Linked DNA regions of Homo sapiens: regions 1 and 3 are each linked to region 2. Evidence: chromatin loops called from intact Hi-C (ENCODE). Cell type or tissue: PC-3. All regions are shown on one strand. Each heading gives the region's core, and the rest is flanking DNA. Links, peaks and the distances in the headings are about the cores only.

What was found. Peaks named below come from ENCODE experiments on the same cell type or tissue, not always from the same donor. Only the 100,000 strongest peaks of a DNase experiment are listed, where the experiment ranks them.
Region 1: it touches region 2 in a loop (9-fold over the local background); 13 of 110 quality-filtered maps call a loop at or near these places.
Region 3: it touches region 2 in a loop (10-fold over the local background); 73 of 110 quality-filtered maps call a loop at or near these places.

Annotation. Positions count from the first base shown.
Region 1 is chr6:49,449,019-49,455,686 of GRCh38, forward strand. MMUT (methylmalonyl-CoA mutase) reads right to left here. Exons shown (of 13, transcript NM_000255.4): 5 at 4,567-4,738; 6 at 2,448-2,696. Among named protein-coding and RNA genes, the nearest start is that of MMUT, 11 kb to the right of the region's middle. In PC-3, for the core only: no CTCF peak of the experiment used is centred there; no DNase peak of the experiment used is centred there.
Region 2 is chr6:49,598,269-49,609,195 of GRCh38, forward strand. RHAG (Rh associated glycoprotein) reads right to left here. Exons shown (of 10, transcript NM_000324.3): 8 at 8,882-8,952; 9 at 8,580-8,653; 10 at 6,907-7,562. The coding sequence ends at 7,545. Among named protein-coding and RNA genes, the nearest start is that of RHAG, 33 kb to the right of the region's middle. RefSeq lists a silencer at 1-174. In PC-3, for the core only: CTCF peaks have their summits at 9,051 (motif pointing left) and 9,260; a DNase peak (open chromatin) is centred at 9,003; H3K4me3 peaks cover 540 bases; H3K27ac peaks cover 308 bases.
Region 3 is chr6:49,526,647-49,537,861 of GRCh38, forward strand. It overlaps GLYATL3 (glycine-N-acyltransferase like 3), which reads left to right. Exons shown (of 6, transcript NM_001010904.2): 6 at 1-1,432. The coding sequence ends at 268. Among named protein-coding and RNA genes, the nearest start is that of C6orf141, 18 kb to the right of the region's middle. In PC-3, for the core only: a CTCF peak has its summit at 5,635 (motif pointing right); DNase peaks (open chromatin) are centred at 3,965 and 5,595; H3K4me3 peaks cover 794 bases; H3K27ac peaks cover 376 bases.

The DNA of each region.
Region 1 (6,668 bases), core at 953-5,952, 150 kb before region 2:
TATTAATAAAATTATAAACTAAATGTTAATGTTTCATAAGAACAGAATTAAATAAACATCAAAGTCATTAATTAGAATTTGTGTGTTTATAGTTACTTGAAAAGACAACTAACAAGTATATTCCAAAAAACACAAAACCTCTTAAGTCTTGGGAGAAAATTAAAGCAACATCAATTCTCTAATCTTTATTTTTAGGTACATAAAGTTTTCATAATTACATAAAGTCTGTAAGAAAAATATATTTTAAAATGCAATTTACTTTTGATTTGAGCTGCAGAGAAACAATGTAACCTCATCTTTAATGAAATCAGGAAACATTTAAACCTTCAATCATAGCTTCATATATGAAGGCAGAAAACAGACAGTGGAATGATATATGACTTAGCAGAAAGGATCAAGGTCAACCTGCTTTTCCCTGATGAATTCAAGAAAGAAGAATCTATATTGGATTCTACGTAAGTGTAAAATGAGAAGCTAAAAAGAAGAAGACAATTTGAGAGTCTGCAACCACCCCTCTCTCATTCTGTCAGGAGAACCAAAGTTTACTGTCTACAGAAAATGAACTCGAGACACAATGAACTATCAAATACCAAATACAGACAGAAGTAAGGGTAAGATGTCTTACTGAAATAAAAGCCTGTACTCTGACTAAAGACTAAAAACAAAAAGCACAGAGAGAAAATGGAGACAATACAGGATGTAAAAGAAAACTTCAGAAAATATCATGAATTCAGAATATAAATGGATTCTGTACTAATGAAACAAATGAAGATGACATTAATTATAAGGGGGAAATTAGAAAACAAAAATGAGCTCTACGAATCAAAAATATAATACATGAATGTAAAAATAAGTAGAAATATAAAGTTGACAAATCTTTAAGAACACAGAAAAAAAAGGCAAACAGATATACTATAGAAAAGATAAGAGCAGGCAGGGAGCAGTGGCTCATGCCTGTAATCCCAGCTCTTTGGGAGGCCAAGGTGAGTGGATCACGAGGTCAGGAGTTTGAGACCAGCCTGACCAACACGGTGAACCCCCGTCTCCATTAAAAATACAAAAATTATCCGGGTGTGGTGGTGTGTGCCTGTAATCCCAGCTACTCGGGAGGCTGAGACAGGAGAATCGCTTGAACTAGGGAGTCAAAAGTTGCAGTAAGCCGAGATCACGCCACTGCACTCCAGCCTGGTGACAGAGTAAGACTCTGTCTTAAAAAAAAAAAAAAAAAAGATAAGAACATCAGCACATCAGGATATTATTTAAGGAGGTCCGTAGCTTATGACTAGGAGTTCTAGAAAGAGAACCCATATGAAAATGACAAGAAAAATACTGTCAAAGAAATAATACAAGAAAATTTCCTAGAGCTATAAAAATATTTTTTAAAAAAAGGTGAGATGAAAAAGACCCAATAAAGGTTCAGTACCATGTAGGAAAAAATACACCAAGTTATACATCAATACAAAAAATAAAGAAGAGGTCCCAATACTTTCAGAAAGAAAGATCCTGAATGAGAATGGCATCAAATTTCTGATCAGAAATATTGAAAGCCAGAATAAAAATCTAGAATAAAAAACAGATCAATGCTTATAAACTTGCTTATGAATTTCCTGAATGGAAATAATGTCAAGCTTAGTCAGGCTATTAATCAATTATAAAAATAGAATAAAGACATTCCCAAACAGGAAAAGTTTCAAATAATTTATCTCCCATGCACCATTTTTAGCAGGTTTCTATGAGATGTACTTCCAAATAACCAAGAGATAGACATGGGATTCAAGATTCAGAATTAAACAGAGGAGAAATGAAAATATATTCCTACTATAATGGCAAAGAGGAGTCAAAGAACAGCAATAGTGAGCAGAAATAGAGAAAAAACAATTTAAGTCAAATGAGAACATTAGAAGAATTCAGAAAAGATTACATTGAGATATAATTATATTGGTAGTAAGGGAGGAGGAAAAGTAGGGGTATGAATCAGCCAAAATCTAAACTACCCTACTAGGAAAGCAATAGATAGTGTCTAAGGTCTCATGTGTAATGTCTACAGTTGATAAAATTACAAGAAATAGTATACATGTGATTTTAAACTATGCAGATAAAAACAAAAATAAGCAAAGAAGTATGTATCTTACTCCAGGAAGCAGGAAAAAACAAGTGGATGATCAAAAACTGCTGTTCTTTGTATGAGCTTTTTAATACTAGCTGTCTTTTTAATTCTTTTAATAAAATACTTTAATAGAAATGTATTTTTAAATGGATTGTTTTGAAAACTATAAAATCAAATCTGAATTTTTTTTGCAAACATCGTTTAAATTATTATATAAATCTGTAAGTGATTTGATTTATAAATTTAAAATCTATAAATCTTGACTTGTAAGTTTTAAAATCTATAAATCTTTACAAATCTGTAAATTCTGAAAACAAAGTTGCAAAGTGGAAAAACTTACCTTTAAAGCAGCATCATAAACATCATTTGTGAGACATTCCATCATGTAAGAACCTCCCCAAGGATCAGCCACTTTGGGAATCCCAGATTCTTCTTGAATGATGATTTGTGTGTTCCTGGCAATTCGAGCACTTTTCACAGTTGGCAAACCCAAAGCTTCATCAAAAGAATTTGTGTGCAAAGACTGAGTCCCTCCAAATACTGCTGCCATTGCTTCTATTGCAGTACGGACAATATTATTGTAGGGATCCTAAAATATTTGATAAAAAACAAAAACTCAAAGAAACAGGTGATAGATATTGCAACTATAAACAGCAACATGATTAAACAGCAACTGCTGCATATTTTCTATGTCAATTTCCATATTAAGCTTCAGAATAGCAAATAAATTCAGACAAATTAGTTTAGAAGCCAAAATTAGAAGAGTCAGAGTTCAGTGTTTAGTGCCTCTTATAATCCTCTGAAATATCAGATATTGTTGTGCTTACTTTTATATTGCCTAAATACTTTTCTATAAGTATATCAACAATGCATTCTTTTTCTACTTAAGATTATATAGTCCTTCATTTCATAATTCACTCTTTGCTGATTATTTTGTCTACCTCACAGTATCTACCACAATGATGTGTACAAAACAGGCACTGAATAAATGTTAATAAAATAGATGAACAATGAACTGAGATATCAGAAATTTGAGTTCTAGTTTATTGCATGCCTAATTGTGATTTGGGCAAGTCATTGGATCTCTCTGAACTTCAGTTTCTTTAGCTGAAAAAATAAGCAGGTTAAAATAAAAATGATTATTAAAGTTCCTTCCAACCCTAAAAATCTCTTATTTCTCCATGTATTTATTTATTTATTTTTATTTTATTTATTTATTTATTTTGAGACGGAGTCTCGCTCTGTTGCCCAGGCTGGAGTGCAGTGGCGCAATCTCGGCTCACTGTAAGCTCTGCCTCCCGGGTTCACTCCAATCTCTTGCCTCAGCCTCCTGAGTAGCTGGGACTATAGGTGCCTGCCAACACACCTGGCTAATTTTTTTGTATTTTTAGTAGAGACGGGGTTTCACCATGTTAGCCAGGATGATCTTGATCTCCTGACCTTGTGATCTGCCCGCCTTGGCCTCCCAAAGTGCTGGGATTTACAGGCGTGAGCCACTGTGCCAGGTCTATTTCTCCATTTATAAGAACCTGAAGTTTTATTTCATACAGAGTATAATAGTTATTATTCAACATTTAAATGTATAAAAGCAATGTAACTTTGCACATATAAATTATTTTTAAATGTACCAAAATAATTTCATATGTAAAGAGAACATGTATAAAAACAAGGCCATAACTATACAATTTTTAAGAGAACAAATTAAATTACCCAAGTAAAAACAGTCTTTAAACAGTCTGCTTGCATGCTTGCTTAAATACATAACTTTAACACATAAAATATGTATGTATATATAATTAATTTTAAATAGGCAGTTTTATGTTAAGAATTATAACTCTTACAATTATATGAGAGTACTAACTTATGACTTTTGCTTCCTTCTCATCATCAAATTCTGTTTTCTTTCTTTCTTTGTTTTTTTTTTTTTTTTTTTTAGACGTAGTTGTGCTCTTGTTGCCCAGGCTGGAGTGCAGTGGCGTCATCTTGGCTCACTGCAACCTCCGATTCCCAGGTTCAAGTGATTCTCCTACGTCAGCTTCCCAAGTAGCTGGGATTATAGGCATGCACCACCACGCCCAACTAATTTTGTATTTTTAGTAGAGGTAGGTTTTTGCCAGGTTGGCCAGGCTGGGTGCCTCGGCCTCCCAAAATGTTGGAATTACTGGTGTGAGCCAACTCGCCCAGCCTTGTTTACTTTTACAAGTGTTTCAGCACTACAGGGAAGCTAGGATGTAAGTGATTTTATATTGTTAACCACCAGAGGGAGACAATTTTTATTTATTTATTTATTATATTATGTATAATTACAAACCTAAGTATACATTATGCTTCAGAATATTTATCATTTCAAATATTAACAGATAGCTTCTTAATTCTATTTCCTGCTTGTGCCACATTGCTCAGAAAAAATATATATATATAACTTTATTAAAATTCTACATTTTAAATTATATACATACCTGCTCAGTAAGTGACCATCCAGATGTCTGACAGTGTGCTCTTAGAAGAAGAGATTTTGAGTTTTTAGGCTGAAACATTTTCTCTATTAAGTGAGCCCAGAGTCTTCTACCAGCTCTCATCTTTGCTATTTCCATATAGAAATTCATTCCAATTCCCCAGAAGAAAGACAACCTAAAATAGTAACGTTAGGTCCAGAATTTAATTAAAGTTAACAATATAGAGCAGAAAATAAAACTAATTGTATCACACACTAGAAAATCAAGGTCTATATTTTAATTTCGAAGAACTTAATTTGAATTAAGATCAGTGCACGTACATTTATGTAACTTTAAACCTAACATAAAATTACAGTTTTATGCATATGGAAGAAATTTTGCTTCAGGTAAGAATTATTCACTTTGTAATTGGTTTTCTTAATGAAAGAATCTCTTCCTATGCCCTTCATTAAATAAAGATTCAATTTATTTAAAAAATGTATATTTTAGGAATACTCAATATGTAAGACAGGAGTCACCTATGAATGAAATAAAACAGCAAATTTGCTTTGTTTAGCCAGAAAAGTGTTTTGTAAAAGAATGATTGTGCATTGGTCTAGGCATATACTTCTCCAATTTGTGCCCTTCACCTCTCCCTTTTATCTTATATTCTGTGCTGATTTAAACATTTAGGTTACTTGCCTGTCTCTAAAGGCACAAAGCTTGCAAATCTACTTCTGACACATTTTTGGAAGTTCTTTTTTTGAGACAGAGTCTTGTTCTATTGCACAGGCTGGAGTGCAATGAAGCAATGTCGGGTCACTGCAACCTCCACTTCCCAGGTTCAAGCGATTCTTGTGCCTCACCCTCCCAAGTAGCTGGAATTACAGACAAGCACCACCATGCCCAGCTAATTTTTGTATTTTTAATAGAGACTGGGTTTCGCCATGTTGGCCAGACTGGTCTTGAATTCCTGGCCTCATGTGATCTGTCCGCCTCGGTCACCCGAAGCACTGGGATTACAGGCATGAGCCACCACACCCAGCCTTGAAAGAAGTTCTTAACACAGCAGTTTTCAAATATTTTGATCTCAGGTTCCCTTTCTACTCTTAAAACTTACTGAAAATTCCAAAGAATTTATTTCTTTATTTGTATAATATCTATCAATATTTTATTTACTAGTTCATTCAAAAGTAACAATAAGGAAGGGCACAGAGGCTACTGCCTAGAATCTCAGCACTTTAGGAGGCCAAGGCAGGAGGATAGCTTGAGCCCAGGAGTTTGATACCAGCTAGGCAACACAGGGAAACCCCATCTCTACAGGAAAACTTAAAACTTAGCCAGGTATGGTGGCACACACCTGTAGTCACAGCTACTTGGGAGCCTGAGGTGGGAGGAACCCTTAAGCCTGGCAGGCTGAGGCTGCAATGAGCAGTGATCATGCCATTGCACTCCAGCATGTGCAACAGAGCAAGATCCTATCTCAATAATCATCAAATCAAATCAAAATAAACCCACAACATGTTAACATTAGTAACATTTCTTATGAAAAATAAGTATGCTTCTTAAAAAAATATATATATATATAATAAAAGCATCATTGTTTTACATTTTTGCAAATCTCTTCAATGTATGGCTTAAGAGAAAACAGCTGGAGTCTCATATCTGTTTCTGCAATCTGTTGCAGTATCACATATCGTGTAGCTTCTGAAAAACATCACTATAAATTCTTGAGAAAATGAAAGTGAAAAAGGCAAATAAAGCTCTAACATAAGCATAAAAACAGTTTTGATCTCAAATACCCCAGAAAGAGTCTTAGCAATGCCCAACTGTTCTTAGACCACACTTTGGGAACTGCTGTCACAGTAAGTACACAAATCCCTGGTACAAAGGAGCATTTCAGTAGTCTATAAACACTAAAGGCAGAAGCTATGTTTTCTACATGTTGTATTGTCAGCATATAGGCTAGTGTTTGGCACAGCAAAGCTTAGCAAGTGATTGCTGTACTGATTGAACCACCGAATGACTTTCGACTTCCAAATTTAAATATTTCATAAACTACATTTAAGTTTTCCCATATTTTTCATACAACATTATTAAGAAACTGTTGTGAAACAAATGTTTCA
Region 2 (10,927 bases), core at 5,928-10,927:
TTGCAGGAAGGCAGGAGAGAGTGTTTACAAGCCAGGGAGTGATGATGATCATGAGCCAGTTCCCTGGCACATCAAAATGATAGACTTACTTATATTCCTGAGTATACCCAAGACCCTCCAAGATTTGCTTTATGATCAGCAGGGAGGGGAGGGGGTCTCATTACCCTGGTAATGAAAATGATTCTTTTTAAGGATCAGAAGGGAGAGAAGAGTGGACTTTATAAATGAGCACACTCCAGAACACCTATTTGAAAGAAGTTCTGACGTGTGTTTAAAAGAAGTCAACTAGGGGGCAGTTCCAAGATGGCCGAATAGGAACAGCTCCAGTCTACAGCTCCCAGCACGAGCAATGCAGAAGACGGGTGATTTCTGCATTTCCAACTGAGGTACCGGGTTCATCTCACTGGGGCTTGTTCGACAGTGGGTGCAGGACACTGGGTGCAGTGCACCAAGTGTGAGCTGAAGCAGGGTGAGACATCGCCTCACCCGGGAAGTGCAAAGCGTCAGGGATTTCTGTTTCCTAGCCAAGCAAAGCTGTGTCAGACGGCACCTGGAAAATCAGGTCACTCCCACCCTAATACTGTGCTTTTCCAATGGTCTTAGCAAATGGCACACCAGGAGATTATATTGTGCACCTGGCTCAGAGGGTCCCATGCCCATGGAGCCTCGCTCATTGCTAGCACAGCAGTAGGAGATTGAACTGCAAGGAGGTAGGGAGGCTGGGGGAGGGGCACCCACCATTGCTGAGGCTTGAGTAGGTAAACAAAGTGGCCAGGAAGCTCGAACTGGGAGGAGCCCACTGCAGCTCAAGGAGGCCTGCCTCCCTCTGTAGACTCCACCTCTGGGGGCAGGTCATAGCTGAACAAAAGGCAGCAGAAACCTCTGCAGACTTAAATGTCCCTGCCTGATAGTTTTGAAAAGAGTAGTGGTTCTCCCAGAATGGAGTTTGAGATCTGATAAGGGACAGACTGCCTCCTGAAGTGGGTCCCTGACCCCCAAGTAGCCTAACGGGGAGGCACTCCCCAGTAGGGGCAGACTGACACCCACACGGCCGGGTACCCCTCTGGGACAAAACTTCCAGAGGAATGATCAGGCAGCAACATTTGCTGTTCAGCAGTATTCACTGTTCTGCAGCCTCTGCTGCTGATACCCAGGAAAACAGGGTCTGGAGTGGATCTTCAGCAAACTCCAACAGACCTGCAGCTGAAAGTCCTGACTGTTAGAAGGAAAACTAACAAACAGAAAGGACATCCACACCAAAACCCCATCTGTATGTCACCATCATCAAAGACCAAAGGTAGATAAAACCACAAAGATGGGGAAAAAACAGAACAGAAAAACAGAAAATTCTATAAATCAGAGTGCCTCTCCTCCTCCAAAGGAACGCAGTTCCTCACCAGCAACAGAACAAAGCTGGATGGAGAATAACTTTGACGAGTTGAGAGAAGGCTTCAGATGATCAAACTTCTCTGAGCTAAAGGAGGAAGTTTGAACCCATCGCAAAGAAACTAAAAACCTTGAAAAAAGATTAGACGAATGGCTAACTATAATAACCAACACAGAGAAGTCCTTAAAGGACCTGATGGAGCTGAAAACCATGGCACGAGAACTATGTGACGAATGCACAGGCTTCAGTAGCCGATTCGATCACCTGGAAGAAAGGGTATCAGTGATTGAAGATCAAATGAATGAAATGAAGTGAGAAGAGAAGTTTAGAGAAAAAAGAGTAAAAAGAAATGAACAAAGCCTCCAAGAAATATGGGACTTTGTGAAAAGACCAAATGTACGTCTGATTGGTGTACCTGAAAGTGACGAGGAGAATGGAACCAAGTTGGAAAACACTCTGCAGGATATTATCCAGGAGAACTTCCCCAACCTAGCAAGGCAGGCCAACATTCAAATTCGGGAAATACAGAGAACTCCACAAAGATACTCCTCGAAAAGAGCAACTCCAAGACACATACTTGTCAGATTCACCAAAGTTGAAATGAAGGAAAAAACGTTAAGGGCAGCCAGAGAGAAAGGCTGGGTTACCCACAAAGGGAAGACCATCAGACTAACAGCAGATCTCTTGGCAGAAACTGCCAGAAGAGAGTGCGGGCCAATATTCAACATTCTTAAAGAAAAGAATTTTCAACCCAGAATTTCATATCCAGCCAAACTAAGCCTCATAAGTGAAAGAGAAATAAAATCCTTTACAGACAAACAAACGCTGGGAGATTTTGTCACCACCAGGCCTGCCCTAAAAGAGCTCCTGAAGGAAGCACTAAACATGGAAAAGAACAACTGGTACAAGCCACTGCAAAACCATACCAAATTGTAAAGACCATCGATGCTAGGAAGAAACTGCAGCAACTAATGAGAAAATAACCAGCTAACATCATAATGACAGGATCAAATTCACACATAACAATATTAACCTTAAATGTAAGTGGGTTAAATGCTCCAATTAAAAGACACAGACTGGCAAATTGGATAAAGAGTCAATACCCATCAGTGTGCTGTATTCAGGAAACCCAACTCATGTGCAGAGACACAGATAGGCTCAAAATAAAGGGATGAAGAAAGATCTACAAAGCAAATGGAAAACAAAAAAAGGCAGGGGTTGCAATCCTAGTCTCTGATAAAACAGACTTCAACCCAACAAAGATCAAGAGAGACAAAGAAGGCCATTACATAATGGTAAAGAGATTAATTCAACAAGAAGACCTAACTATCCTACATATATATGCACCCAATACAGGAGCACCCAGATTGTAGAGACCTACAAAGAGACTTAGACTCCCACACATTAATAATGGGAGACTTTAACACCCCACTGTCAACATTAGACAGATCAACGAGACAGAAAGTTAACAAGGATATCCAGGAATTGAACTCAGCTCCACACCAAGTGGACCTAATAGACATCTACAGAACTCTCCACCCCAAATCAACAGAATATACATTCTTCTCAGCACCACACCACACCTATTCCAAAATTGACAACATAGTTGGAAGTAAAGCACTCCTCAGCAAATGTAAAAGAACAGAAATCAAAACAAACTGTCTCTCAGACCACAGTGCAATCAAACTAGAACTCAGGATTAAGAAACTCACTCAAAATTGCACAAATACATGGAAACTGAACAACCTGCTCCTGCATGACTACTGGGTACATAAGAAAATGAAGGCAGAAATAAAGATGTTCTTTGAAACCAATGAGAACAAAGACACAACATACCAGAATCTCTGGGACACATTTAAAGCAGTATGTAGAGGGAAATTTATAGCACTAAATGCCCACAAGAGAAAGCAGGAAAGATCTAAAATTGACACCCTAACATCACAATTAAAAGAACCAGAGAAGCAAGAGCAAACACATTCAAAAGTTAGCAGAAGGCAAGAAATAACTAAGATCAGAGCAGAACTGAAGGAGATGAGACACGAAAAATCCTTCAAAAAATCAATGAATCCAGGAGCTTGTTTTTCGACAAGATCAACAAAATTGATAGACCGCTAGCAAGACTAATAAAGAAGAAAAGAGAGAAGAATCAAATAGATGCAACAAAAAATGATAAAGGGGATATCACCACCAATCCCACAGAAATACAAACTACCATCAGGGAATACTATAAACACCTCTACACAAATAAAATAGGAAATCTAGAAGAAATGGATAAATTCCTGGACACATACACCATCCCCAGACTACACCAGGAAGAAGTTGAATCTCTGAATAGACCAATAACAGGCTCTGAAATTGAGGCAATAATTAATAGCTTACCAACCAAAAAAAGTCCAGGACCAGATGGATTCACAGCCGAATTCTACCAGAGGTACAAGGAGGAACTGGTACCATTCCTCCTGAAACTATTCCAATCAATAGAAAAAGAGGGAATCCTCCCTAACTCATTTTATGAGGCTAGCATCAACCTGATACCAAAGCCTGGCAGAGACACAACAAAAAAAGAGAATTTTAGACCAATATCCCTGATGAACATCGATGCAAAAATCCTCAATAAAATACTGGCAAATCCAGTCCAGCAGCATATCAAAAAGCTTATCCACCATGATTAAGTGGGCTTCATCCCTGGGATGCAAGGCTGGTTCAACATATGCAAATCAATGAATGTAATCCAGCATATAAACAGAACCAACGACAAAAACCACATGATTATCTCACTAGATGCAGAAAAGGCCTTTGACAAAATTCAACAGCCCTTCATGCTAAAAACTTTCAATAAATTAGGTATTGATGGGACATATCTCAAAATAATAGGAGCTATTTATGACATACCCACAGCCAATATCATACTGAATGGACAAAAACTGGAAGCATTCCCTCTGAAAAGTGGCACAAGACAGGGATGCCCTCTCTCACCACTCCTATTCAAAATAGTGTTGGAAGTTCTGGCCAGGTCAATCAGGCAGGAGAAAGAAATAAAGGGTATTCAATTAGGAAAAGAGGAAGTCAAATTGTCCCTGTTTGCAGATGACATGATTGTATATCTAGAAAACCCCATTGTCTCAGCCCAAAATCTCCTTAAGCTGATAAGCAACTTCAGCAAAGTCTCAGGATACAAAATCAATGTGCAAAAATCAAAAGCATTCTTATACACCAATAACAGACAAACAGAGAGCCAAATCATGAGTGAACTCCCATTCACAATTGCTACAGAGAGAATAAAATACCTAGGAATCCAACTTACAAGGGATGTGAAGGACCTCTTCAAGGAGAACTACAAACCACTGCTCAACGAAATAAAAGAGGATACAAACAAATGGAAGAACATTCCATGCTCATGGGTAGGAATAATCAATATCGTGAAAATCCCATGCTGCCCAAGGTAATTTTTAGATTCAATGCCATCCCCATCAAGCTACCAATGACTTTCTTCACAGAACTCGAAAAAAACACTTTGAAGTTCATATGGAACCAAAAAAGAGCCCCCATTGCCAAGTCAATCCTAAGCGAAAAGAACAAAGCTGGAGGCATCACACTACCTGACTTCAAACTATACTACAAGGCTATAGTAACCAAAACAGCATGGTACTTGTACCAAAACAGAGATATAGACCAACGGAACAGAACAGAGCCCTCAGAAATAATACCACACATCTACAACCATCTGATCTTTGACAAACCTGACAAAAGCAAGAAATGGGGAAAGGATTCCCTATTTAATAAATGGTGCTGGGAAAACTGGCTAGCCATATGTAGAAAGCTGAAACTGGATCCCTTCCTTACACCTTACACAAAAATTAATTCAAGATGGATTAAAGACTTAAATGTTAGACCTAAAACCTTAAAAACCCCAGAAGAATACCTAGGCAATACCATTCAGGACATAGGCATGGGCAAGGACTTCATGTCTAAAACACCAAAAGCAATGGCAACAAAAGACAAAATTGACAAATGGGATCTAATTAAACTAAAGAGCTCCTGCACAGCAAAAGAAACTACCATCAGAATGAACAGGCAACCTACAGAATGGGAGAAAATTTTTGCAATCTACTCATCTGACAAAGGGCTAATATCCAGAATCTACAAAGAACTTAAACAAATTTACAAGAAAAAAACAAATAACCCCATCAACAAGTGGGCAAAGGATATGAACAGACACTTCTCAAAAGAAGACATTTATGCAGCCAACAGACCCATGAAAAAATGCTCATCATCACTGGTCATCAGAGAAATGCAAATCAAAACCACAATGAGATGCCATCTCACACCAGTTAGAATGGTGATCATTAAAAAGTCAGGAAAGAACAGGTGCTAGAGAGGATGTGGAGAAATAGGAACACTTTTACACTGTTGGTGGGACTGTAAACTAGTTCAACCATTGTGGAAGACAGTGTGGCGATTCCTCAGGGATCTAGAACTAGAAATACCATTTGACCCAGCCATCCTATTACTGGGTATATGCCAAAGGATTGTAAATCATGCTGCTATAAAGACACATGCACATGTATGTTTATTGCACCACTATTCACAATAGCAAAGACTTGGAACCAACCCAAATGTCCATCAATGATAGACTGGATTAAGAAAATGTGGCATATATACACCATGGAATACTATGCAGCCATAAAAAAGGATGAGTTCATGTCCTTTGTAGGGACATGGATGAAGCTGGAAACCATCATTCTCAGCAAACTATCGCAAGGACAAAACACCAAACATCGCATGTTCTCACTCATAGGTGGGAATTGAACAATGAGAACACTTGGACACAGGAAGGGGAACATCACACACTGGGGCCTGTTGTGTGGTGGGGGGAGGGGGGAGGGACAGCATTAGGAGATATACCTAATGTAAATGATGAGTTAATGGGTGCAGCACACCAACAAGTCACATGTGTACATATGTAACAAACCTGCACGTTGTGCACATGTACCCTAGAACTTAAAGTATAATAAAAATTATATATATAAAATAAAATAAAAGAAAAGAAGTCAACTATGTCAAGTAATATACATGAATAAAATATAAATTATATAATTTTTTTCAAGGAATAAAATATTAAATAATCCACTCTTAGTTATAATTTTTAAGTTCATTCTGAAGCTGGTGTTCTGTTAATTATGGTAGGGCTGATTTCCTTGTTGATACCTAGATACATCTTGGGAACATTTCAGGACTCCAAGGCTAGAAGAAAAATCTTTAAAAGCTTCCAGATAGAAAAAATAAGTTATTTGATTTTCTTAAAAATGATTTTTTGACGATGTCAGTTATCTTTTCTAAAATTTAACTTTTTACAACATTCTATAATGAGACATTAACTTGATTTTTTAAAAATAGCAAATACATGATAAATATTTAAATTGAGTGTGGACTAAATATGAAGTGTGTGTGTGTGCACCTGTGTGCTTGTTACTGACATGAATTCCAACTACCAAAGAAAGGAGAGTCAAAGACTGATGTTTTATTTTATAACAATATTTAATTATTGGACATTTTATGCAAAATAGACTTTGATCAGATAGCATTTGAGCTCGTTGCAAATAGTCAACATGCAAAAGGAATTAAGAATAATATTCATGCAAGGATACAACATTACTAACTAGACTATTTTTAAAATAAAAAGCACTACCTAAAATCATCATATTACTACTTTACACACATGCATTTCTTTAATTATTTTTTTACATAGATTTCTCACATCTATTCTTGCTTCATGGGTTTCAGTTTTATAATTTTTGGGATTGAAGACATAGTGTCTACATTAAGAAACTGACATGTTTACTCTGTATTTACTCACTGCCAAAAGCTTTTTGGGAATCCTGGAGAAGATCTATTTGATTATCTGTTTTATGAGTAACATCCCCTCAATTAATCATTGAAGAGCAAGAGACAGCATCAGACATAAGGACATTTTTACACTGGCCATTTGGGACTTAGGATCTATTCACTCTGGTCCATACTCTCTTTGGTTACTCCCTTTTTGTTTATTTGGACTTGATTCTGGATAATGGGAAAGGAAGCTGGAGAGCAGGAATGGTGTTTAGACTTCAGGTTCCAGCTGGCTGTGGTCACCATGTCCATGGAACTGATTGTCAAGTTATCTCGTCTTAGGGACCTTTAAAAAAACAAGTTTGAGGGCACTTAATAGTTTATTTCACTGTTCTTGTCAGAAATTAGTATTGAAACAAAAATATTTTTGGTAATTATTATTCAAGCTTGGAAAGAACTGGGAATAAAAATTGTTTGAGTTGAAGAAAAATAAAAGAATAAAACATTTATCTCACCCACCCTGACTACATTCCCGCTTTTCCAAACTCATTCTCTCTGAAATTTTGCTGAAAACACCCAAACATCTATCCCTCTCAAGCTTTGCGGGAAATAATTTGGGAAAAAGTATCAATAGAGTAAAGAGAAACTGGAGGATAGAAAGAGGCTGATGTTTCGTTATTCATAGGACCTCTTGATGTGTACTCACTCAAATTCTTCAACCTTATATATTTCACTTGCTTTTGACTACTTTTATGTATAGCATAGTTTAAAATTATGTTAAATTTCTTTTGTTTTTTGTTTTTAACCAAATAAACCTGTGGACTATATATGGTATAAAATCTCACACTATTTCTGAGAATTCATATTATTTTTACGAATAGCTTTTTATGGCTCTCAGAGGAGTGAAACAACATTTACTAACTAAATTCTTTTCTTTCTGTCTTTCTGTCTTTCTGTCTGTCTTTCTTTCTCTTTCCTTCTGCTTTAGAAAATACCATAACTTCTGATTTTATCTGGCTGGGCACATCATCTCAATTTCTTTCTATAAATAGGTAGTTCATTCAGTTTCTTTTCATTTATTTATTTTTCTTTTACACTTGACATCCCATTGAAAGAAAAATTTTAAATTTATTATTTATAATTTTTGTAGAGAGTTGCCCAGGCTGGACCCAAACTCCTGGCATCAAACAATCCTCCAGCCTCAGCCGCCCAACGTGCTGAGATTACATGTGTGAGCTACCTACCATGCCAGGCTAACTCAATTTCATCACACCTATGCACACAGATATCTAGGCTTGAAGTGTGTAAAGCTTTCACTAATGGAGTCATCGTTCACATTCTTGTTTAGAATACTGTACAGTACCTTCCAATAAACAGAATCATCATAGCAGTTCTGGTCAGATGGCTGTCCCCAGAGAGGCAACTTTAGAATTAAACCTGTGACGGTAGAGGGAAAATGAGTCATGTTGTGACGCTGAAGAGGAAAATCTACTTGCATAGTAGCTTATATACTATTATAAAATCATCCCCTTTAAATGACATAATTACTTTACTGCCAGAAGTTTAGAACATTTTTGAATTTAGCAATTGACTTGCTCATTAATTATCTATTGTAAATAATCTGAGAGCATAAGATACAGGGAAGTGTTCACTTTTTATGCTGACCTGTCATCAGACCTCCAACAACTGCTGTTCCGATAGAGGAACCCAGTGCAGCTGCCTGCATGGCCATAGACCTAAGGAAGCAAACAAAAAAGAATCAGTGTCTTTCCTGGATCTCAGCCAAAGAAAGTCTCACTCACTGAGGGTGTGGATGACTGCCATCTTCAGGCCAGAGTGTAACATTACACAGCAGCAAATTAAGCATTTGTTACAATTTTTCTTTCATATTCTTATTTTCTTTGAAACTCTTGAGCAGTGTTAGAAAATTCTGAGATACACCTTAAAGAAGAGAATCATCTTTTCATGTAAACTTTGGAAATAAGACTTTCCTTAGGGAGGGTTTAGCACTCTCAAAAAATTGATACCTGATCTGATTCATTTAATAAATATTGAGTATCCACTCTCTGTCAGTTTCTTTTCTAGGAACAGAGGATAGAGTAATACATAAAACAACATGAGCTACTAAAGCTAATTTCAGCATATATTGTAGAGATAGCTCATTGAAGATATTCAAGTATATCTCTATATGTCATCTTAGAAGTCATTGCCTTAAACTGAAATTAGTAAAAAATACTTTGTAATTTTGAGAATGAAAGAATGTGATAAAAGGCCATTGAAGTGCATAAAGGTGTTATATGAATGACAAATGACCTGGGAATGTGGGGATCTTCTTAGCACAGCAGCTTACTCATAGCAGACAATAAAGAGTTGTTGAAAGACTGAATGAGTGACTCCAATGAATAAAACAATTGGAAAATAAGAGTTTTTTTGGTCTTCCAGTCTCATCATCCAAGGGAAAGGATGCACTAAACTCAGATTCCTTTTTTTTTCTCCTTATCTGAAGGGTTTACATATTTTAATATATAAAAAAACTGCACAAGTAACATATCATTGTGAAAACATTAGAAACTGCAGATAACAAAAAGAAGCAGAAAAGTTTAATATCCCTCAGATTGTATCAGAATAAAAATGTAAAATAAAAACATGTATTTTTATTAAAATGCAATCTTACTATATTACTTATTTTCACATTAAATATGTTTTAGGGATCCGTTTATGTGAGTCAGTGTAGATCTGGACCATAGTTTGAATTGTGCAAAGTATTGGTTGCTTCCAGTGTTTCATATTTTTAAAAATGCTGTGAGAACATCTCCTCTGAACATGCTTATGAACTTGTCTGATTATTTTCCTAATATAAAACCTATCTAGAAATGAGAATATTAGTAAAAGGCTACATATACCTCTTTTTTTTGAGACGGAGTCTCGCTCTGTTGCCAGGCTAGAGTGAAGTGAGGTGATCTCAGCTCACTGCTGTCTCCTCCCCGCGTTCAAGCAATTCTCCTGACTCAGCCTCGCAAGTAGCTGGGATTATAGGCACCCACCACCATGCCGGGTACTTTTTGTGTTTTTAGTAGAGATGGGGTTTCACCATATTGGCCAGGCTGGTCTCAAACTCCTGACCTCAGATGATCCACCTGCCTCGGCCTCCCAAAGTGCTAGGATTACAGGCTTGAGCCACCGTGTCCGGTCTATATACTTCTTAAGAACTTTTCCAAATAGAAAATTGTACAATTTATATTCCAATTTTTTACTTTAGCCATTATTCAGTATTATTATTATTATTAATTCATTCATGCTTTATCGCTTTGATAAGTGAAAAACTGGTAGCTTGTTTTAATTTGCATTTCTTTGATTATGAGTGAAGTTGAGTATTTTATATATACTTATTTGATTTTCTTCTTTTGTAAATTTCCTGTTAATTTTATAGGAATTTGCCAAGATCTTTTACAAGGTCTTAAAAGATATTTTTGATAACAAGTGTTCTGTGATCAAATAAACTTGGAAAACACTGATTTATACAAAATTAACAGCATTACTAGAGTTATGCTGCTATAATTTGCAAAAACATCCCTTAAGAATATTAACTTTCCCTTGTTCTATGCTTACCAAAAACCTAATTTGCATTTTAATATTCTGAATAGACACATGTAAGTAGTTTGGTTCTCAGGCAGTATTTTATTTGGTGTGAGATATGTAAATTTTACCGAA
Region 3 (11,215 bases), core at 3,362-8,361, 74 kb before region 2:
GGTCTCCTGGTCCATCACAGACCAGTTTGCCACCATGTGCCATGGCTACACCCTGCCAGAACATCGCAGGAAAGGTTACAGCCGGCTGGTGGCCCTCACGCTGGCCAGGAAGTTGCAAAGCCGGGGATTCCCCTCTCAGGGGAACGTCCTGGATGACAACACGGCGTCTATAAGCCTCCTGAAGAGTCTCCATGCTGAGTTCTTGCCTTGTCGCTTCCACAGGCTTATTCTCACCCCTGCGACTTTCTCTGGCCTGCCTCACCTCTAGCCCAGTAAAAAACTGCAGTGGTTTTATTACTTTCCCTGAGCATACACACACTCTTGGCTGCCAACGAGGGGAGAGTTAAAATGGGAATCAGGGGACTCTTGAGTTGTTGGAAAGGGTCTGGAGAATATATACAGGATCCACTTGAGAAGCCTTAATTTTTCGTATCTCAGGTTTCTCCAGTAAATAGCTGTGGGGGTGAAGAGTAGCTGTGGCTGAAGACTGAGGACGATTGTCCTCCTGTAGGATCCACTGTAGGAGAATAGGTTCTAAAGCCAGCAGTTTTAGTGTACTAGGAGAAATTACTGCATGAGAACAAATGATTTAACAGAGGACCACGTGGCTACTGCTTTTTGATTGCTGCTTGGACCTCTGCTCTGTATTCTTAAAGCCACACCGCTTCCCTACTGCCATCATATTCCCCTGTCCCCACTGCTATGTCTCATCAACCTCTGTTCCTAACACCTCTGCCACCAAGTTCTCTGTAGAGTAACCTCCTTTTTCCCCTTTAATTACTTGCTCTTTACTTCTGCCTAGGACTCTAGCCTATAGTTCACTGCCCTGGGAATGTTCAAATATAGTGGTTCTTACATTTTAGTGTTTATCAGAATCACCCAGAGGGCAGGTTGCAACACACATCACTAGGCCTCTCCTTCTACGAGGTAGGGCCCAAAATTTGCATTTCTAACAGCTTCCCACTGCTTATTTGCCTTGGATGAATGACAATATGGGCATTTTGATGCTATAAACAAATGCTGTCACCATAGAACTAGACTTTACCTATAACCTATTTCAGCCCCCTTATTTATAGTCTACTTTCCCATATAAAACTAAGATTTATATATAGGGGTGTTTGGGGGTATGCAAATGAATATATAACATATATGCATACACATATATATACATTCTCTTCATTTCTTTTATATGTATAGGTATATACTCATAGAATTTTGATAAGATAATAAATTTTAACCCTTTGATTACATATGAAAAATTTGAGGACCAGAGAAAATAAATGACTTTTTCAAGATTATATTCTTTATAATCAGTACTGGAGGCAAAGCCAGAATGCTGCCATTTTAATTCCAATCTGTTATTTTCACTAAATCATGTATCCTTTTTTATAATGAAAATTAAAATGCTTACATAATTAAAATATTAATTTTAGTTTTCTCTTATTCTTGTCATTATTTCTTAATTTGGGTTCTGATTGCTTGTGTATGTATACCTTTCAAGGTCAGTAAAGAAAGAGATAAGCATCACCAGCTCTGTTCTCTATTTATAATAAAAGCAGGCACTAACACAATAGTTAGATTTGCCTTGTCTTGATAATGTTGACTTAGCTATATAGAAAATATTGGTTTCTTATCCCCAAGGAGGTCACAAAATTCTGACTACAAAGATAAGGGAAAATCCAACTTTCAGGCATTCATTCTGAGAAAAGGAAGCAAACTGGCTGAAGTAAAACACATTTTAATTAAAAAAATAGGACTCAGTAAGAGTAAATATATGCTTAGTTCATCCTGAGCCCACAGTTACCTGGAAACTTATCTAGCCTTGGATCCAGAGGGGAAAGCACCAAGTAACCAGAGTCCATAAACCTCTTAGGAGAATATGCCCTAAGGACGCTAATTATGTTTAGCATCGCTTAAGCATGAGTTAATCCTGCTTGATATATAGCAATATTATTATAGCCTTATTTTCTTCCTAATGATAATTTGCCTGACATTTAACGTTTAACTATGTGCTAATAATTGTACCAAATATGAGATGTATATAACTTAATCCTGGTGAGGGATAAGGTATTGCTTTGTTGTGGGAATTCTTGCTTAGAGGTGTTATGAGTCACCAAAGTCATGCAGGCTCTAAGTGGCCAAATCATGATCAGAACATGGGTTTGTTGGATTGCAAAGCCTATACTACTAGTCATTATGCTAATTGGCCTCTTAAGCAGCTTGGAACAGTTTGTAAATAATTATTCCCTTATCTCGTTACATTCTGAATTTTCTACCTTCACCCGCACCTCCAAAACAGACCCCATATTTGAAAGATTTTTGTTCCTACCAAATTGCTCTTATACTATTTTCTTACTTTCATCTTCCAGCTAACTATGTTGGATATAATTGCTCAACTTTTAACACTGTTTCTGACCCTTTTAAGGCATGTGCAGAGAAAGTCTGGAGTAAGGAGAGGACAAGGAGAAGAGAAAAACTCAAGAAGTAGAAACGGGGCCAGGCGTGGGGGCTCACACCTGTAATTCCAGCACTTTGGAAGGCCAAGGCAGATGGATCACTTGAGACCAGGAGTTAGAGAACATCCTGGCCAACATGGCAAAAACCCATCTCTATTAAAAATACAAAAATTAGCTGGGCATGGTGGCACATGCCTGTAAGCCCAGCTGCTTGGGTGGCTGAGGCATGAGAATCACTTGAATCCAGGAAGCAGAGGTTGCAGTGAGCCAAGATAGCGCCACTGCACTCCAGCCTGGGCAACAGAGCCAGACTGTGTCTCAACAAAAAGAAGTAGGAAGAGGCTTGATTAACATAGGTTTTATTTGTTAATTCAAGGAAATTCTTCAATGTAATATAAAAACCAAAAAAAAAGCCTTAAGCAGCGCATTAATCTGTTTGGAAATTAGTTGGGAGGCTATAAGCTAAGCAAAAGGTGGTGGTAGCTTGGATCTGAATGCTAGCAATGATAATGGTGAAAAGTGAACAGTTACTTAAACTATTTAAAAGGAAGAGTTGTCAGAACTTAATAATTTAGTGGCTGTAGGGTATGCTGAGAGAGAAATGTCAAGGATGACTACTGGGCTTCTACGTTGTGAAAGCCACAGCTGGTGATAGTTTTCACTGAGATCAGAAACCCTGGAAAAATCTCAGATCTGGAGCAATTTGTAGCAGGGAAAATTGTTTGTTCAGTTTTGGGATGTTGAGTTTTGAAACATGCAAGTGATGGGACCAAGTTGGATATTTGAGTCTAAATCTCAGAGAATTTATTTGGGATAGATGTATTGACTTAGATGATAACAGATATAGATATAGATATAGATATAGATATAGATATAGATATAGATATAGATATAAATATAGATATAGATAACAGATAACTGATATAGATGATAACAGAAGCCATGAATTTAGCTGAGGTTGTCTAGGACTGAACCTTAAATGCATCAACTATTTAAGGCAAGGGAAAAGAAAGGCTCTGGAATAGGAGAAGGAGCAGCCAGAAGATAGGAGGAAAGCCAGGAGATGACTCCCATGGAAGAGAAAGAAGAAAAATTTAAAAATGGAGGGATGGTCAATGGTGTCAAATTATGCTGAGAGGTCAAGAATACATTAGGAATGAAACATCTTCATTCCATATTTCACTCTCAAATATTTTAAACATATGTACCAAAAAGAAGCCAGAAACTGCATATTGCATAATCCTGTTTCTATAAAGTTTAAAACCAGGCAAAATGAATCTATATCTGTAGAAGTCAGGAAGTAATTACCCTTCAGAAGGATAGTAAGTAAAACTGGACATGAAATGGCTTCTGGATTTCCAGTAATATTCTGATTCTTGACTTGGGTGGGTTACAAAGGTGTGTTCACTTTGTAACACTTTGTTACACAGCTGTGTTCCACTTGGTAACACAAGTATGTTCCCTCCAGCCCTGACTTAGCCAGGCCCTTCCCTGCTGGGCTCAGTCTTTCCATAGGCAAATCTGCATGACTAACCACCTCCTCCTCGCCCCCTGTGAGTCAGGGCCTAGAGCATATGATTATCAAGCTATATAATTATGATATATCTACTTTTCTGTATGCAAGTTGTACTGCAATAAGGAATATTCGTTAATAAAAAACAGGCCTGAAATCTGGAAAAAAAATGCATATTTCCATTACATAAAAATCCCACTTTTTAAAATTTATATTGGTATAATATAAAAGTATGCAAAGATTTGTATAAAAGGATGTTTATTACAGCATTGTGTGTAAAGGTGAAAAAACCTAAATATTTTAAGTAATTCACTGGTTAAATATAGTACAAGCATTCGATGAAATTTTATGGAGTACTAGAAAACTAGGTTTGGTGATACAGAAAAGATGTACATAATAACACTAAATGCAAAAACAATTACAGAAAATATGTGTAATCCATTTGAAATTCAACTGTGAAGGTAAAGAGGGGGCAAGTATGTAGGTAAATAGTTTTGAAGACAGTTTAATAGGTTTTATTAAAGGTAAAAGTTGGTAAATGGTGGCACGTATTTTATGGTGTGGCTATGGTTAGATATAATGATAAAGGGAGTCAGTACAGGCAACATGCTCAGCTTCCTGAGACGTGTGTTTCTCTGTTTGGGATAAATCTTGACTAGGTTTTGTAAGCATCTGTATATTTTAGCAAGAATGAGTATTCAGTCTGCCTAAGAATCACTGAAGAGACATAGAGGGGAATAACTGAAAATTCAACTGCTCAAACTTTGGGAGCAAGAGAGGGAAGTGCAATTGTGGGGAACATTTATACAGCCTCTAAAATAGAATCTCATTTAATAATACAAGATTTGATTCTGTTAATTTTGCATTTTTTTAGTCACTAAGTTTTGTTCAGTGATTTGAATTTTCAGAAAGAACATGAGATAAATATATATTAAATTTCCTTAAGCTGTCCTTGATACACCTCAAATTTTGTATCCTTTTTCTAACCTCAATAAATACTAGGGGCAAGGAAAAAATGACAATGAAAGTAAAAGGTAGCAGATGGAGTAACAAAACATGGAGTACAAATATTATTTCTTCCTTCTTGCCTGAAATGGTTGGATTAAAATTATTTGTTTCAGTGGGGAAAATGAAGATAGTAGAAACATAAAATACATATTTTTTTTTCTACATCAGTGTGGCTAGTTAACATTTCCTAAGCTTCTCATAGCCCAGGGTTCTCAATCCAAGCTCCAACAATAAAACCTAATCATTAATAACACTTTGCTTTTTCTGATCTTGGCCCTGAAGGATGGAATAAAAGAAGGAAGATAGTCATTCCTAGTGTCTCCTTTTTTCCTTACCCCCTCCCACCTCAGTAGTTCTAGTGTCATATGTGTTCCCAGGACTGTCCCAATTTTGTTCACCACTTGAGGAAATTTTTTCCTTGAGACAACTTGTTCACTTCTTAATCTTGCTCTAGTGACTTAAAAAATTACAAAACGCATAGCTAATGTCTGAATTTTCCTCTTACTAATTTATGTGCAATTTTCCCTTCCACCAACAGGTGTATGTGTTTCCAAGGCAAAATATGCTTTAGGTTTTAAACACTGTTTGTTACAAGACATTGCTTATGATAGGACTATGAGACATTCAGTTAATACTATGTAGTTATTGCAGTGAACACTAGATGTCAGATTTTACTTCTAGATTATTTCCCAATAGAGGGCGCACTTGAATTGTTTCTAAACATTTCATTAGAATTTTTGCCGCATTTTGAACTATTTCCTTTCAGCAGATTCCTATAAGCTTAACTACTATATCAAAGGATATGAACATTTTTAAATCTAAACATATAATGTGTAACATTTGTTTCAAATGATTGTGCCAACCTATCCCATTTGACCTCACTGTCCCAGAGCTGAGTAGTTCTTTTTTCTTTTTCTTTCTTTTCTTTTTTTTTTTTTTTTTTGTTGTTGTTGTTGTTGGTTTGTTTCTTTTTTAAGGCAGAATCTCGCTCTGTCGCCAGGCTGGAGTACAGTGGCGCGATCTTGGCTCACTGCAATCTCCACCTCCCGGGTTCAAGCAATTCTCCTGCCTCAGCCTCCCAAGTAGCTGGGATTACAGGCATGGACCACCACACCCAGCTGATTTTTGTAGTTTTAGTAAAGACGGGGTTTCACCATGTTGGTCAGGATAGTCTCGATCTCCTGACCTCGTGATCCACTCGCCTTGGCCTCCCAAAGTGCTGGGATTACAGGCGTGAGCCACCACACCTGGCCAAGCAATTGTTTTACATTGTAAGTGATGGATAACAAGATCTTGCTAATTTGATTGGGAGGGGAGCACTTATGTTTACTGGAATTTATGGGTCTTCGATTTTTAGCAAGATTATTGTCATCATTTTTAATACTCTTTTGCAATGATACAAATTATTTCTGTATACCTGCTAGATTCTTGCTGTATTTTTAAACCATTAACTACAAGAGACTGTTTACCTATTGAGAATATAAGGCCCTTTGTTATTTGCTGCAAAAATTTCAGACTTTTATTCATGTAATAGACTAATATTCATGTAATAGAATATTAGATATGATGCTTTTAAATCTTTTAAATATTTGACATTTCTATTCTATCAATCTTTTACTTTTATTTTTACATTGCTTTATTTTAAAATTTAAAAAGTTATTTTAAAATGTCATGAAATAAATCTTTATTACAAAAATTGAAATTGAACAGTATATAACTACATACATATAAAGTATACAGTGAGTTTCTAGTCTCTCATCTCTCATGCCTGCTACTTTCCAAGAATAACAATTGTTAATAGTTTATATATCCATCCAGAATTCTCTCCATATGTGTTTGTGTGTGCATATTACATAATAAAAACACATAAATATACTTTGTCACTTATAAAGTGGAATCACATCGTATATTGCTTTGCAACTTAGTTTTCAACTCAACAATATAGCTTGAGTATCTTTTCATGTTAGTTCATACAGATTTTTCTTATTTTATTTTAGATTCAGGAGCTACATATGCTTGTTTGTTACATGGGTATATTGCATACTGGGGAGGATTGAGCTTCCAATGTACCCAAAACCCAAATAGTGAACATTTTATCTAATAGGTAAATTTTCAACATTATCCCTCCTCACATTCTCCCCACTTTTGGATCCCCATATCAATTTTTCTTTCTTTTCCTCTTTTTTTTTTTTTTTTTTTTTTTTTGAAACAGAGTCTTGCTCTGGCGCCAGGCTGGAGTGCAGTAGCACGATTTCAGCTCACTGCAACCTCCGCCTCCCGGATTCTCCTGCCTCAGCCTCCCGAGTAGCTGGAATTACAGGCATGTGCCACCATGCCCGGCTAATTTTGTATTTTTAGTAGAGACAGGGTTTCACCATGTTGGCCAGGATGGTCTGGAACTCCTGAGCTCATGATCCGCCCACCTCAGCCTCCCAAAGTGCTGGGATTACAGTCATGAGCCATTGCCCCCTGCCTCTTTTTTTAATGATTATGCTAAAAATTGTATTCCACTCAAGATTCAGTGACTTAAGTCTTGTTCTAAAAATCTAATTGTTTGATTTTTTTTGCTTTTCATTATTATATGTAAATTTAGTGGTTTGAAGTTTTGTGTTTAATTAAATACATAAGAAATGTATTTTGGTTTGTGATGTGAACTGGTCTAATTTTATTTATTAACTATTAAGAAGTTTTCCAAGCAATATTTATAAATAAGAGACATGAGCCTTTTTAATAGCAATGACTTAAGTATTAACATATGTGTTCAAGTCACAAATGAGTTCATCATAATTAGTTCTTACCTATTTATTAAAAGATATCCAAGGTCTTATACTGAAGCGGTTCTACTTTGCCTTACTTGCTGGTTTTATTGGTAAAAGTAGAAAAATGATGTTTCTTTTAAAGTGTTCTATTATTTGTGGAAATATCTTCTTTTGAATAGGACACTCAACATTATGTTTATCTTTATTATATGTCAATTGTATGGGGAAAATACAAGTTTTTTTAATTTTTGACTTTCTGGGGCTAGATAAGTTTATTCTAGAGTTCACATGTAAAATAAATAGGTAAGAGTAGCAATACAAAGTCTGAAACAGCAAGATAAAAGAATAGGTTAACCTCACCAGTATTAAAATACACTATAAACCTTCTATAATTTTAAACAATGTAGAATGGTACATGATTATGCAGAACAGTAAGACAGAAAAAAAGTTCAGAAATAACAACAAATAGCTAGGAAAGTTTAGAGAAAGATAAAAGTGTAATCTCAAATCACCTGGGTAAAAATGCTATTTTAAATAAATGATAATGAGACAACTGTACAGTAATTTGAAAAAAGTAAAATAAAATTGGATCCATAACTCACACTCTATACCACAATGAATTCCAAATTAATCCAAGGTATAAAATAATTTAAAAGTGCAAGGTGGCTCATACCTGCAATCCCAGCATTTTGAGAAGCTGAGGCAGGAGGATTGCCTAAGCTCAGGAGTTCAAGACCAACCTGGGCAACATAGTTAGACTCTAGTCTCTACAAAAAAAAATTGTTTTAAAAAATTAGCCAGGTATGGTGGTGTGTGCCTGTAGTCCTAGCTACTCGGGGGGCTGAGGCAAGAAGATTGCTTGAGCCTGGAAGGGAGAAGCTGCAGTGATCTGTGATTGTGCCACTGCACTCCAGCCTGGGCAACAGAGCAAGACCTTGTCTAAAATAAAAATAAAAATAAAAAATAAATAAACAAATACTTTAAAAAAGAAGTCACACATTTACTAAAAGAAAACATGGGTTTGTTTTATTATAACCTAGATATGAGGTTATAATATCTAGGTTATAACAAAAACTACAAACCAAAACAAATTTAGAAGCAATAAAAGAAAAAAATTAAGCTCAGTACATTGAGTAGAAATGTATGGTGCATGTATGTAATTGTTCAATTGCAAAACAGCATAGCTACAGCAACAATACAAATGACAAACTAAGAGCAACAATTAGCAACTTATGTCAGAGATAAAGCGCTATTTTCTACAACATGTAAACAGTCCCAAAAATTGAGAGATGAAAAATATTTAAAACCGAACAGAAAAATGGGCAAGTGACATAGTTAATTCACAGAAAAATATAAACAAAGTGGCTGCTAATCATATGAAAAGATGCTTAAATTCACTCAACAGAAAAATGCTATTTAAACTATAATGAGATACGATTTCTAATCTATCAGATGGCCACAGTCAAAAATCTTGAAAATTAAATACTGACGAATTGTGGAAAATTGGCCTATATATACATTGGTACTGAGCACATAAAGTATTACATTTCCAGTGAGGGGAATTTAGTAATAGCTAATAAAGTACGTATGCATTTACTCAAGCAATTCAATGTCTAGGAATTTACCCTGAGATTTCCCCCGTGAATATAAAACAAATGTTTGCACAAAGTAATTCATGCTGATATATTATTTGTAGTTGCAACTTTTGGAAACAACCTAAATTCCCAAGGTTAATAATCTAGTTGAATAGATTATGATACGTGCACACAATGGAGCACTATTCTCCATGATATTTTTAAGTATGAAAAAAACCTAGGTGCACAAGAATAAGAAACACGTACATCAACATAGATCTCTACTTATTTTGCAAATAGCAACTCAAAAAAATTAAATCAGAAACTTTTAACAAAAAATGACCTATAAATAGTGGAGATTGGACTAAGGACACACTCCCTTGAATATATCCCTTTTACATAGTTTTGAACAAGGTATAAACCTGTGATTAAAAATAATATCAGGCTGGGTGCAGTGGCTCACGCCTGTAATCCCAGCACTTTAGGAGGCCAAGGAGGAATGATTGCTTGAGCCCAGGAGTTTGAGACCCACCTGGGCAACATAGTGGGACTCTGTCTCTAAAAAAAATTAAAACAGAAAAACAAAAAAATAAAAATAATATCTACTCCCTAGTTCTACCCACTGAAAAGACCTACAACTACTCCTGAGAAACAATGACCATTCCTAGTATCCAGATCTTTGTTTCTAATACATGTTAGGAGGAGTAAGACTTTTGATAAAAAGTCTACTTCTAGGTCCCTGGCAAGGAAAGATCATCTTGGGCAAGAAAGTAACAAAGTGGGGGCCGGGGCGCAGTGGCTCAAGCCTGTAATCCTAACACTTTGGAAGGCTGAGGCACGTGGATGACCTGAGGTCATGCCTTCGAGACCAGACAAGCCAACATGATGAAACTCCGTCTCTACTAAAAATACAAAAATTAGTTGGGCATGGTGGCACACGTCTGTAATCCCAACTACTCAGGAGGCTGAGGCAGGAGAATCACTTGAACCCGGGAGGCAGAGGTTGCAGTGAGCTGTGATCGCATCACCGCACTCCAGCCTGAGTGATAGAGGGAGACTGTGTCTCAAAAAAAAAAAAAAAAAAAAAAAAAAGAAAGAAAGAAAAAGAAAAAAAAGTAAAGAAAGAAAGTAATGAAGTGTGTGGACTAAATGTGATCTTGTCAAAAGTAAACAAAACTGGTGTAACAGAACTCTAACTTGCCAAATTTAGTATAATTTGAGCATCAAAAATAACAACAATGGCAATGAATAACAGACTGATTTTTAAAAAATACTTATGTCCACAATGATATAAAAGCAGGGGTAGGATAGGTAGCAAGCAAAAAACTTCTTTTCTTTTATAATTTGGAGACGGGTTTTTGCTCTGTCGCTGGGGCTGGAGTGCAAGGACACAATCACAGCTCATGGCAGCCTCAACCTCCCAGGCTCAAGTGATCCTCCCATCTGAACCTCCAAAGTAGCTGAGAGTATAGGCACTGCCACTACTCCCTGGTTAACTTCTGTATTTTTAGTACAGATGGGGTTTCTCCATGTTGCCCAGGCTGGTCTCAAACTCCTAGGCTCAAGCCATCTGCTCACCTTGGCCTCTCAAAGTGCTGGGATTATAGGCGTGAGCCACAGCACCGGGCCCAACAGCTCTTCTTTATAGAAGAATATCTACTAAGAAATGAAGAAGGAATGACAAAATTAGAAAATTCCCATTTCAAAGAACTCAGTTTAATAATTGATTCAGGAAAGGATTATCAATGGATGGTTAAGTCAGTGCATGAGTGGCTATTGGGAAACAGGATAACATAGTGTCAAACTCTAATCTCACAGGTTATTTATTAATTGCAAAGGGTAAAATGTACCTTTATAATGGGATATCTAGTAATTATCATCTTAAGTATTCAAATTAGCATTAGT